Regions from separate parts of the Homo sapiens genome. Here region 1 is linked to region 2. Evidence: chromatin contacts called from ENCODE Hi-C or POLR2A ChIA-PET data. All regions are on one chromosome and are shown on one strand. The core of a region is the stretch at or near the end of the contact, and the rest is flanking DNA. Distances in the headings are between cores, read along the strand shown. Region 1 overlaps USP25 (ubiquitin specific peptidase 25). Region 2 has its middle 220 kb from the start of USP25.

What was found. Hi-C counts contacts between places; a loop is a spot of excess contacts on that map. ChIA-PET counts read pairs that join two places held with the same protein, here RNA polymerase II (POLR2A). Pooled maps may share reads with other maps.
Region 1: a loop to region 2 is called in a map of naive thymus-derived CD4-positive, alpha-beta T cell, with 6 times the contacts of the local background. The contact joins two enhancer-like sites. A Hi-C loop is called at or near these places in 6 of 168 maps with a recorded cell type or tissue (CD4-positive, alpha-beta memory T cell, CD8-positive, alpha-beta T cell, IMR-90 and 2 more), 3 of 37 single-sample maps with no recorded cell type and 15 of 50 pooled maps. POLR2A ChIA-PET finds 5 or more read pairs at or near these places in 1 of 52 experiments (PC-3).

Annotation. Positions count from the first base shown.
Region 1 is chr21:15,825,728-15,832,211 of GRCh38, forward strand. It overlaps USP25 (ubiquitin specific peptidase 25), which reads left to right. Exons shown (of 26, transcript NM_001283041.3): 13 at 477-638; 14 at 1,250-1,476; 15 at 4,804-4,874; 16 at 5,674-5,902. Among named protein-coding and RNA genes, the nearest start is that of USP25, 99 kb to the left of the region's middle. Within about 2 kb of position 1,407, at least 4 of the 41 ENCODE cell types and tissues checked have a DNase peak (open chromatin) inside an H3K27ac peak, as active enhancers do.
Region 2 is chr21:15,510,992-15,516,862 of GRCh38, forward strand. No RefSeq gene overlaps it. Among named protein-coding and RNA genes, the nearest start is that of USP25, 220 kb to the right of the region's middle. Within about 2 kb of position 3,325, at least 6 of the 41 ENCODE cell types and tissues checked have a DNase peak (open chromatin) inside an H3K27ac peak, as active enhancers do.

The sequences.
Region 1 (6,484 bases), core at 157-2,656, 310 kb after region 2:
ATTTTCAAATTAGTAGTCTAAAACTTCTTACATCAAATAGTATATTGTATTTTAATGATTTTTATTCTTAAAAAGTATGAATAATCATATTGAAACATGATTAGTGGTAAAAGATAGGAGGATAGTACACATCACTGTCTTGATCATGAGACCAGATGCCAGATCTAAAAATAAAAACAGTCTCAGGAGATGTCAGTTTTCATCTTCCTATTGAGTTACAATTTAGAACAGCATTTACAGATTATAACAGTATATACTCACATTCAGTCCCAATCGGCCTTGGTTTCCTGTCTTTGGGGAACTTTTAATGTTTTTCTTAAGTGTATATTCAGTTTTACCATCTTCGTTTTAAAGCAAATGAATTTTATTGCTGAGGAAGTTTTATTGAAGTATCGTATCACGTTTTATAATAATAATAAAGGCCCAAATATGCTGTATATAGAAATAAAAGCATTTGTACATTTTATGATTAACAGATATTTAAGCTATGGTTCCGGTCCCAAACGATTCCCCTTGGTAGATGTTCTTCAGTATGCATTGGAATTTGCCTCAAGTAAACCTGTTTGCACTTCTCCTGTTGACGATATTGACGCTAGTTCCCCACCTAGTGGTTCCATACCATCACAGACATTACCAAGGTAAAAAGTAATCCTGATGCAAGAGACAGTTGTTACCTTTATTACACAATAATGTAACTGCTGCCTTTAAAGACAGTTTCTATAAAATGTATGCTTTGATTTACTTCAGTGAACTCCTAAGAGTAGATTCACTTAGAAGACTGTATGTCCTCTGGGAGTTTTTTTATTATTTCAGTAGATTTTATGGTTATGGATTAAAATTTTAATCACATTTTTTTTCAGTTCAGAATTATACTTTAGCATGTTTTGGTATGTACATATATAAGATTCAGCATTTTATGATCCATAAAAATAGTACTATCAAATTAGAATTTGTTTCTGTAATGTAAGCTGATAAGCCAGGGAAAATAATATCACCATGCGTAAGATTTTCTTGTTTTTTAGAAATAAATATGATTAAGCTGTTTTAACTCTAAAGCTACAACTTCATCTTATAATAATTTAGTTCTTATGTATTAAAAATCTCATTTGGATGTTAGATCAATCCACATATTTCTTTAAGATTTTTTCTTTTGAATTACAAGCCAATTTAATACTGTGGGTTTGGCACGATCTTTGTCAAGAGTTTCAGCTTGAAAGGTTAATAAGAAATACTCTATGCTTTGATACAGCACAACAGAACAACAGGGAGCCCTATCTTCAGAACTGCCAAGCACATCACCTTCATCAGTTGCTGCCATTTCATCGAGATCAGTAATACACAAACCATTTACTCAGTCCCGGATACCTCCAGATTTGCCCATGCATCCGGCACCAAGGCACATAACGGAGGAAGAACTTTCTGTGCTGGAAAGTTGTTTACATCGCTGGAGGACAGAAATAGAAAATGACACCAGAGGTAAGAAGTGTCTCATAGCATGGTTACTGTCACCTCAGATGGATATGTGTAATGTTAATATTGAGAAGGGAAATCACGTCTGGATTTTATATTTAAATATTATAGTCATTTTTCTTTTCCAGAAAGGGTTTTAAGATAAACTAGTTTGGCTCCCCATTTTTATAATCTCAATATCAGGTTCACAGGGACCAAAAGATTTTCCCTGGATTGCTTAGCTGATTAATGACATAGCAGATGGCCTGATTTTCTAGTTTGCTGCTCTAAATTTATATCAAACTGGTATTCACAGTTACTCCATTGGAGAAATGTCATACAATATCAATGTTTGTACATATCAATTAGGTACTAAATCTAAGTTTGCACAGGGAGTTCCGGTGATTAAAAAATTTTCTTTGGGCTTAAGAATTAGAAATGTGAATTTTAATTTTTAATAGCTCTAACAGATTTATGAGTATCTATGATCCCATTACTAGTCTGTAACAGAGTTTTTACTGGCATGCAGCAAAATAAGAAAAATAAGGACAGTGCTCTGGGTGGGGTGTGTGCACTTGTGTGCGTGTGCGTGTGTGTGTGTGTGTGTGTGTGTGTGTGTGTGTGTGTGTCAAGTTGCCATCTGTCCTTTCTTGGAAGGAACTCTCTTTTATTCTTTTCTATTCTATTTTTTCTTTTTTTTCAGAATAAGTTATTCTGAACTTTTCTCTTTCCTACTTTGCTGCTGTTAAAGTGTACTTAAAAAAATGGATTATGGTAGATTTTATTACATTTTTTTCCTTAAATGTGAAAATATAATTCCCTATTATCATTCCCCAATTTTATGCTGATTTATTGATTTTTGAAAAAAATGAACTATGTGACATGGTTGGAATTATATTGAACAATATTGATTGTTGGATATTATATGACCAACTTAACTCTTTATAGACAATATTTGAAAAAGAATGGCCCTAATTTAGTAAGAAGTACATAAGGTATGATGGTGACTAACAGCATTAGTAGCTGTCAAGATTTTCTTTAGTATTTTTCAAATAAGAGGGAATTTTTAAAAATATTTGAACTCATTAACAAACATTAATCAAGCAAATAGTGTTGATGAAGCACTATATTAGGCGTTGGGTAATTTTCTACTCCTCATGGCAGGTTGTTTTTAAAAGATTACATTCAGAGGAGTGGAAGCTAGGAAGCTTTTGACACCTAAGTAGTGGCATTGAGGGAGGGAAGAAGTGAATGTACTTAAAATACTCTTTGGAGACAACTGACAGATGTGGGTCATTGGCTAGAGGTAAGAGAGAGGGACGAATCGAATGATTCTCTCAGTTCATAATGGTATGAATAACCAAATAGAATGTATTTTGGAAAAAAGGTAAAGCAGTGGGCAAAGAGGTTCCCACTCAGGGGAGGAAAGAGAAATATGATGAGTTCTCTTTTGGCCATTTTAAGTTTGAAGAGCTTTTTTGAGACGGAGTCTCGCTCTGTCACCAGGCTGGAGTGCAGTGGCATGAACTCGGGCTCACTCCAGCCTCTGCCTCCCAGGTTCAAGCGATTCTCCTGCCTCAGCCTCCCAAGTAGCTGGGATTACAGTTGTGTGCCACCACACCCAACTAATTTTTGTATTTTTAGTAGAGATGGGGTTTCACCATGTTGGCCAGGGTGGTCTCAATCTCTTGACCTTGTTATCCGCCCACCTCAGCCTCCCAAAGTGCTGGGATTACAGGCGTGAGCCACCATGCCTGGCTGTTAAGATTTTTATATGTAATACTATGGATCAGGAAAGAAGGTTTTCCTCAGGATATTTTTTTTCTTTCTTTCATCCATATTGATGTTAGCAGTTAGCATTATTTTGTAAACTATTGTGTAATATTCCAACACACGGGTATGATGTAATTCATTTAATTCCCATATTGATATTTCCTAAATAGTGCTGGTCTTCGATATACATATTTATACACTTCTGTAAGTAGGATATGTTCTTTTTTATGTTCAGGGGTACATGTGCAGGTTTGCTATAAAGGTAAATTACATGTCTTGGGGGTTTGGTGTAAGATTATTTCATCATGCAGGTAATAAGCACAGTACCTGATAGGTGGTTTTTCCATCCTCACCCTGCTCCCACCCTCCACCCTAATGTAGGCCCCAATATCTGTTGTTTCCTTATGTCCACCATTTCTGGTTCAGAGTGTGTATATTTTAAATTTTGACGACTGTTTTAAAATTGTCACTCCAAAACATTAAACCAGTTTGCATTCCCACTGTGTGAGAGAGCCTGTCTCCCAGTATCCTCCCTAGCCCTGGACACTTTTTAGTAGTTTTTCACAATTGAAAAACTGGTATTTTAGTGTTTTGATTTGCATTCCCTTAGCTTCGAGTGAAGTTGGATATTTATATTGTTCTGTAAATTTCTTGTTTGTGACATTTGCCCATTTTTTAAGTATTGAGCTATTTGTATTTTTCTTATTACTTAATAGAAAGTTTAATGTATTGTGGATATTAACACTTTACCTATAATATCACATATGCTGCAGATATTATTTTCCCAGTTTTTCATTTGATTTTATGTTGGTTTTGTTTTCTTTTTATAATGTAGATTTTTTAAAGTGTTGGGCAGGGAGGATCTTATCTTTTCCTATAAGGTTACTAGTTTTCTGACAGGCTTAAGACAGGTCTTTCCCCACTCTAAAGTTAGCCAGTTTCTTTTATAGTTTTTCAAGGTTTCTTCCTGATTGGTTCAGCAGCTTCACAATATGATGTGGTTACAATCTAACCGTTTCCTTATTGACAGATATTTAGGTTATCTCTTTTTTAAAAATTATTGTGGACAATATGACTGTGAACATCCCTATCTGAACAATTTTGTAGGATTATTTTCTACTAGAAGTAGAAATAATTGTCATGGGAGTGCCATAATTTTATTTTCACTGGTGATTATAGTCGATTTTTATTCAGTTATGTGTGTGTACAAGATATGTGGTGAACATGTTTTACTTTGTTCTTAAGTTTACTTGTGTTATAGCAATATGTAAGGAAGCTTAGCTTTCATTTTCATTGAAACTCTCCTTTATAGATTTGAACAAAATTCACTTTTATTGGCTCTGCACATTTTCTAGATAAATCATATTTGTGTTGTTTTTAAAGTATGCATTTGTACTGTGTCTTTTATTAAGAATAACTATAATTCATTTTCTACAGATTTCAAATGGTAATGTTTTTTAAGAAAAGTTTTAGGAAAATTTTCCTATTCCTCTAACATGTTTGTAGGAAAAACATTAGTCCTTATCTTATAAGTAGAAACACATTTGCTGTTAATCATTAAATGACACCTTATATCCTTAGATTTGCAGGAAAGCATATCCAGAATCCATCGAACAATTGAATTAATGTACTCTGACAAATCTATGATACAAGTAAGTGAAATTTTGAGCTAGTAATCATTGTCAAAATTATTTACATATATTTTAATTTACCTTTACATTATCTTAATCTAATTTTTCTTTACATGTTTTGTTTTAAAATTTTGGCAAATCTTATTGTAAAATAATAAGGGCTTGCAATATGTACAATGTGACAGTTCATCTGAATGGGGAAACTTTTATAACAAATTTATAACAAAATTCATGACAAGTTTTCCCCATTCAGTTGTATTTTCACACCGTATGTGTTGTGTACCCTTACTATTTTACAGTAAAATCTACCAAAGTTTTTCAAAAGGCTATAGCATCTTTAAAAAGTCTTATGGGAGAAAATCTATGGTTGTTAAAGGATATTAAGATTTGGGAAGAAACTTAAGGACTCCATTACATTTTAACTTCTGGTGTATATCATATAATCTATTTTGTTAACCGTCAATTTAGAATTCTGAAGATGTAGACACATTTGCTATATGTAAAACTGCCCACTATAAGCTTTTTATTCAAATAAACAATTAGGCCAATGAGTATGTACACAATAAATACATTTTTAGTTTTTCAAAAATCATCTTTTTAATCTATCAACTTTGCATATCTTTAGCTTATTCAGATTCCGTCTTTTTAAAGTTTTATAGTTTAGTTTTTTTCAAACTTTTAAGCCCAGCCAGTTCTCTCTCATTTAAAAAAAAAAATGCTCTTATGGTTTTCTCCAAACAGGTTGTTTGTGGGTTTCATGGAATGTGGTATATAGTAAACTACATAATTGCAGTTTAACTCTTCTTTTTTTCACATTTAGGTTCCTTATCGATTACATGCCGTTTTAGTTCACGAAGGCCAAGCTAATGCTGGGCACTACTGGGCATATATTTTTGATCATCGTGAAAGCAGATGGATGAAGTACAATGATATTGCTGTGACAAAATCATCATGGGAAGAGCTAGTGAGGGACTCTTTTGGTGGTTATAGAAATGCCAGTGCATACTGTTTAATGTACATAAATGATAAGGCACAGTTCCTAATACAAGGTAAGAATATATAGGGTGGTGTGTATTTTTAAATAGTCATAAAAGTGGCTCTGGTATGTGGTGTGATTAGTTAAGTGTAATTCACTCAGACGATGAAGGATGTGGTTAGGAAATGCTACTGGGTTTTGACAAGACTGAATTGAAAAGTAATGTCGTCAGGGCTAAGAATTCGTATATATTTTGTATTCCAAGTCAACTATTAAAGGTAAATATGACCTTTTTCGTCCTTGCTAAAAATGCTTTAGTGACTGTTCCACAGATTGACTCACATTTAATATTTAATTCCTTAGCCTAACATATATGGCCTCTGTTCTTGGCCTCTGATTATCTCCCCACCTTCATTGATCACCAGTGTTCCTTTTGAATTTATATCCTTACTGAACTTCTTGCTGTATCTGCTCATATCAAACCATTTCACACATTTATGTTTGCATGTTCGTATATGTTTTATTTTTTGCTAGTAATTCTTTTGCCTAATTCTTGTTTATCTGTCAAGATTCAATTCAGGTGTCATTTCCCCTGCAAACTATTTCTTGATCTGCCAAAAAGTATCTCTCCTTATGCTGTCCTGGCATCTGTCTA
Region 2 (5,871 bases), core at 2,075-4,574:
TCCCTGAAAAAAATGGAAAAAGACATTCATAAAATGTCTCAACTTTTTATGATTAAGTTCAATAGACAAAAACTTTGCCAAATTACTGTGAAAATTTCTAAATGTTTATTCTCATTTCTATACTTACCTTATTGCGATCCAGTATCAGTTCAGAAGCAGGTATCAGGCTATGAATCACATTTTGAGTAGCACTGGCTTAGCGGTCTTCATCCAGTGTATTTCTAGAGGTTCACTACTAATTCCTATGGAGACCTTTGTTTTCCAGAACAAAAATTAAATCAAGATGCAGATGAAAGTCAATACCTCCCTCTTAAAAATAGAAATCTTCTTTGTATTCATCATGCCTTAATATTGTATTCTCTTCTTACACCAAATAGTTTCTCTGGGTGCCTGGGAGAAGAAAGCATGAGTAAGAACAGAATGAAAAAGGAGACCTAGGAGATATGCTGTATTGTTGATTTATGGTCATATGTAACATTTATATGCCATTTTTCATCTGTTTCTTCTAAACGAGCTCAGCTCTTACTAATGATCAGTGTCCTGATAGTCAAGGTGTTGGCAAAGTTTCCTTAGGAGCAGGACTATTGTTTTTTCTCCTATATCAAATGACAGACCATTGATTCTCTAAGGAATGTCAAAAAACTATTACAGATTTTAAGACTAAACCGATAGTGTGAATAATAAATTTAAGATTATTTTAGTGACTCATTCCAAAATTTGAGGTAATCTGCTTTTCTTCTGACAATAAAAAGAGGGTAAATCGGCTTAATACTATGGGTCAGGGTGGAGGCCCAGCATGGCCCTGTGATATTCTAACCCTTGTGGGTGTGAGTTCTCATTGAGTACGCTGTCCTTGCCTTCCATTCCTTGCTATTGCAGTGTCATGCAGCTTACTTGCTCTCTGCCCTGTGCCACAGGCCTTCTCTCACTCGGTAGCTGACCCTTCATGTGTTTAGCTCCAATGGTTTGGAATCCTTGCTTTCTTTTCTCACCCTCTGAATCACTTATTATCTTCCTAATTAAAGCACCTCTTCATTAGCATATGATGAAATGCATGGAGTAGTGTGGGGCACCTTGTTTTAAAAGGCCTACTAATGACACATAAGCAAGATTCTCCCTCCCAGTACCAATGTCTCGGCCCCTGTGACTCATGATCTAGCTGTCTAGTCCTCTCTATCTCTATTTCTATTTTATTTATTTCTTAGAATCCATAGCTTTTTCCATATTTACCATCACCTTGAACTAGGAAAATGAAGTATGGAAAATAATTAAACCATTAAAATGTTAATATTTTTCTATACTAGCTTTCCTGCAGCTGGAATATAATGAGCTAATGAAGCCAAAATTTTTTTCAATTTTATTTTTTAATCCTATGCTATATAGTTTGAAATAGCAAAGAGCAAAATCAAGGTTGTAAAAAGATGTACAATGGGTGATTGAGAAGATACTCTAATGGAAATATGGGTTATAGTTAATGCTGTGTTTGTTCATTTTTAAAATATCATTTAGCACTTACTATGTTCTAAATCTTTGGGATACAACAGTGAATGAAACAGATAAACATATTCTAGAGAATTAATGCAGAGAGTATTGTTAAATAATTCAGAATAACATTTAAATTATGTTTAATAACATAATTTCAGACCCAACATATAAAAACAAACTGATTTTGTAAAATAACATTAAACATTATTTGGGTACTCAATAAATTGGAGTGCATCTGCTTGAAATATAAGAGACTTATGACATCCTGGAGAATGTTAGCTAGCTTCCTATTGGGGGAAAAGTATAATTTGATATAGTGTTCTTAATATTTTTAGGAATTCATATTCTCTTTAATTCTGTCAACGTGCTTCTAAGTACTGAAAATCATATTAGGAAAAAGCTGGCATTCAAACATGCCATAATCATTATTTTTAGTCTAAATTTTTCTGTATTTGAAGGACTTACTCCTTGAGCAAGTGCTTACTAAGGAATCCTTTTTATAAAGTAAAATACAACCACATATTAAGACACAGTTGTTCTAATCATGCATGTGGCTATTTTATTATGGCTGTTATATAAACACTACACCATATTTCGCCAACAGAAATGCAAAAACATTATGAAAGTGTTACTTCTGATCAGATATGTATCTGAAGCCGTTGAGTTTTTATATCAGGGATTGTATTATTCTGGCCACCTGGGGAAATAAGCAGCCAGGAAAATCTGGCTTGGACTGGGACAAGACTAATGCACTAATACTTATTTATGAAAGCATCATATATTCTGCTCTTCCGTGAATTATTGCAGTAAGAGTTTCACTGCAGTGTACATAAGGTGAAAATAAAAGCTGGAATGCTTCACTATGTGAATGTGCCACAACCTACCACTGAAGAAAGGTTAAGGATTTTTCTTTGATTTTTTAAAAAACTAAAACAAATTTATTTAGAGTCTCAATTATTGCTCAGTTAGGATAGAGACCTTTCAGCAGGGTAATATGTTGTTGCATGAGCAGATTTTTTTAACAGTAAAAAAGAGTATTCACTGAGGTTTTATGAAGATTAATCGATACTCTGGATAGATATTAGATTAACAGTCTTCAGATCCATTAGAAAAAGATGGGCTCAGATAGTTTAATTTAATATTTTTCATTTTCCAAAGATTATTCATGTGAATATCCTTGATGAGTTCATTGTTGTCTTCAAGAAAAAGCCCGCGCTTCCTTTTAGAGCTATATAATCAAATGACCCATCAAATTAATTAATAGAATTTTAATCTAGTGCAGCTAGCATGCTAATTAACTTGTCAAGTATGTACACAAAGTCTCCATGAAAGTTATTTTTGAAAGTCTTTGCAAGTGTGTTATGTGTGATTGCAAGTGCATGCAGTACCTTTGAAGCAATACACAAGAACCTTGGAAGGAACAATAGCTGGTTCCACTGAAGGAGGAGAACTGGGCAGCTGAGAAGCAAGGGAAAAGGAAGACAGACATTTTAAATTATGTGTCTTTTGTATTTTGAGTTCTGTTCCATTAGCATATATTACTATTTTTAAAATTGTTTTAATTAAATATTTGCCCAAGATGCAACAAAAGAAAGAGAAAGGTAAGAGAGGGACAAGAAAAGGGTAAAAAAGGGGATGTGAGAGGGGAGGAAGAGAGAAGCAGGGAACGCTTAACATGCTGTTGTAACCCACTATTACAAAAATACCCTAATCTGAGATCCTCTTTCCTTCCTACTCTTCTCCCCATGAAAGTTCCACTCAAACTAATCTGAATCTAGTTCAAGTCCTCATCATCTCTCGCCTGGTTGACTGCCACAGACTTCTGTCTTCCCTGACTCTGATGTTATCTGAACCATCTGCAGAATAAAGATCTCTGCCTGCCCCGCCTCCATCATTCTCATTTCCTCCTACCTTACGCTTGAAACTCTAGCAACACTCAACTGCTTGTTTCTTTTTCAGCAGTGCATGTATTTCCTGTTCTTCATGCTATTGCTCCTGTGGTTATCACCACTTCAAACATGCTATGGCCTTCCTTTGCATTTATGACATTGTATTGTAATTATCTGTTTGTGTGAATATTTTCCTCCCTGGACTGCAATGGACTTTATTTACATTAGCAGGATCAGGGTCCACTCTTCTGTCAACACGTAAGGCTGCTCAACACGTATTGATCAACACTGGGAAAGACAGCGTCCTCCACCTAACTCTCTGAGATCTTATGAAAGGCATTTTAGCTGCTATTTCCCTATTTCATAAATGTAAACAGCACAATATACCAAAATAATTCATCTCTTGTGAGATTATCCACTAGTTAATGTTTCCATTCTATCTAGAACCCAAATGTGCTAGTATCCATATCATCACCGTTGACTTCCTCACATTTTTATTATGGAATTTGTCCAACCTACTCAAAAGTAGAGACAATAAGTAATGAGCCCCATGTGCCAATATCTTGACAGTTTCATTTCATGTATTCCCCAAACACCGATGTTTAAAGCAAGTCTCAATCACTGGAACGTTTTACCTGTAAACACTTAATTATACTTCTCTATCACAATAAGGATTTTTTAAACATAATGACCGTGACAGTGATTGATAGTCTATCTATGACATTATAATCTGTTTTAACATTTTAAATAATTATATTAGGAAGTCTAAATTCCAAAATCATTTTCAATCTGTTTAAATAATTGGGGCATCACTATACTTTTTGGACGTTTCTCTTCAGTAACTGGAAAGGGTTCGGCAAAGATTAACAATCTGCATTTTTGCAGATGGACAAGTACTGTGTGTTCAGGTCAGGCCTGAAGAGTATTAAAAGAACTCTGAGGAGGATGTTTCAAATATCCTGGCTATGCCACTCAAACTAATGCTATTAATCGGCTCCTACCTCTCCCTCAACTCTCATAGACACTAAATTCCTATCTATAACTTTTCAGCAAATATTATTCTCTTTACTTGAGTTATCAAAGATAGCCCCAGAGCAATGAAACTATTCAGTTCCAAAACCATCACATTTACTACGATTGTCACAACAATAATCCTTTCCTAAACGTATACATTGTTTTAAATGTCTCAGGACACTCAGAGTCAATGTTAGTTTAATTTAGTTACTTTAAAAAACGAAAGTTGAAGTCAATAAATCTCACCATGGGCAACCTGTTTCCTAGCTTGGGCTGCAGACACAACAATTTATCTCTTGGAGTTACCCGTAACTCTCTGGAGCTATATTTGTGACTGTCCTAGGAATATTAGCTAAAGCCCAACAAAGAGGTGAAAGTTCTGTTGCAGTCAAAGTGATACTTGTCCTTACAGAGAGTTAAAATAATATATCATAATAATAGAAATATAAAAAATATAGTAGGCATGTATATTTATATATGTGAAAGACTGAATACATATGAGTAGAAAATTAATGCCAATAATACTCAATGTACATTACTCCTCCTATCATAACAATATGTATAACTGCCTAATAAATACTTCATATGACATAAAAAAAGAAAAAGAAAATTAATGCCAATAATCCAACTAAATCCATCAATCATTGAAAAAATTGTACATTTTTCTATTGTTTCAAATCTGCTGATTTTTCTGGTTATGTATGTACTCTTTAGAGAATGTTAAAAAAATGTGTTAATGCTGACAATTAACTTTTAGGAAAAATAAAACCAGAAACAAAAAATCCTGTTGTAATATCCTAGTAACGCCTAAAGAAAATATCAACAATTACTTTGTTTTGCTTTGTTTTGTTTTATTTTTCTTTTAAGCTGAATAAACCATACGAGCCTATTGCTTGGTTTGTCACCAGTAGATGCTGATCATATTACATAGTTTGGCAATGGTTTTTAATACAGATACAAACATACATATAATTTGGCATGAGTAAAGGAGAAGCAGTAATTACATAATTTAAACTGCTTACACTTAAGTAAGTATAGATGAAACATTAATGAACCATGCCATGGAAATACTTTTGACTGCTTAAACATTATTTTCAAATTTGCTTTTGAAAAACTAACTTTGAAATATTTAATCTGCTGAGAGCTAAGCCATCAGTTTTTGTGAGTTTATATACAATAGGAAGGACAAAGTATGACAGAATGATCTCCAGGTTAAGGGAAATCTTACATAATTTTTACTACTACTGATGCTAAGCTTTCTCTTTGGGTAGTTTCCCAATGGCATTTTAATTTACTTTATTTGACTTCACAATGCTTAGGAGTTGGGCAAAGTCCATTATTACCCATTATTCTCTGAAGTTCAGAAAAATTGCAAAATGCATAACTTCTGGTATGCTGGAAATTTATACACCTTCATCAAGGTGTTGGTTACATTAGTGTAAACTACGTAAATTTCCATCAAGCTATACAATTACAATTAATG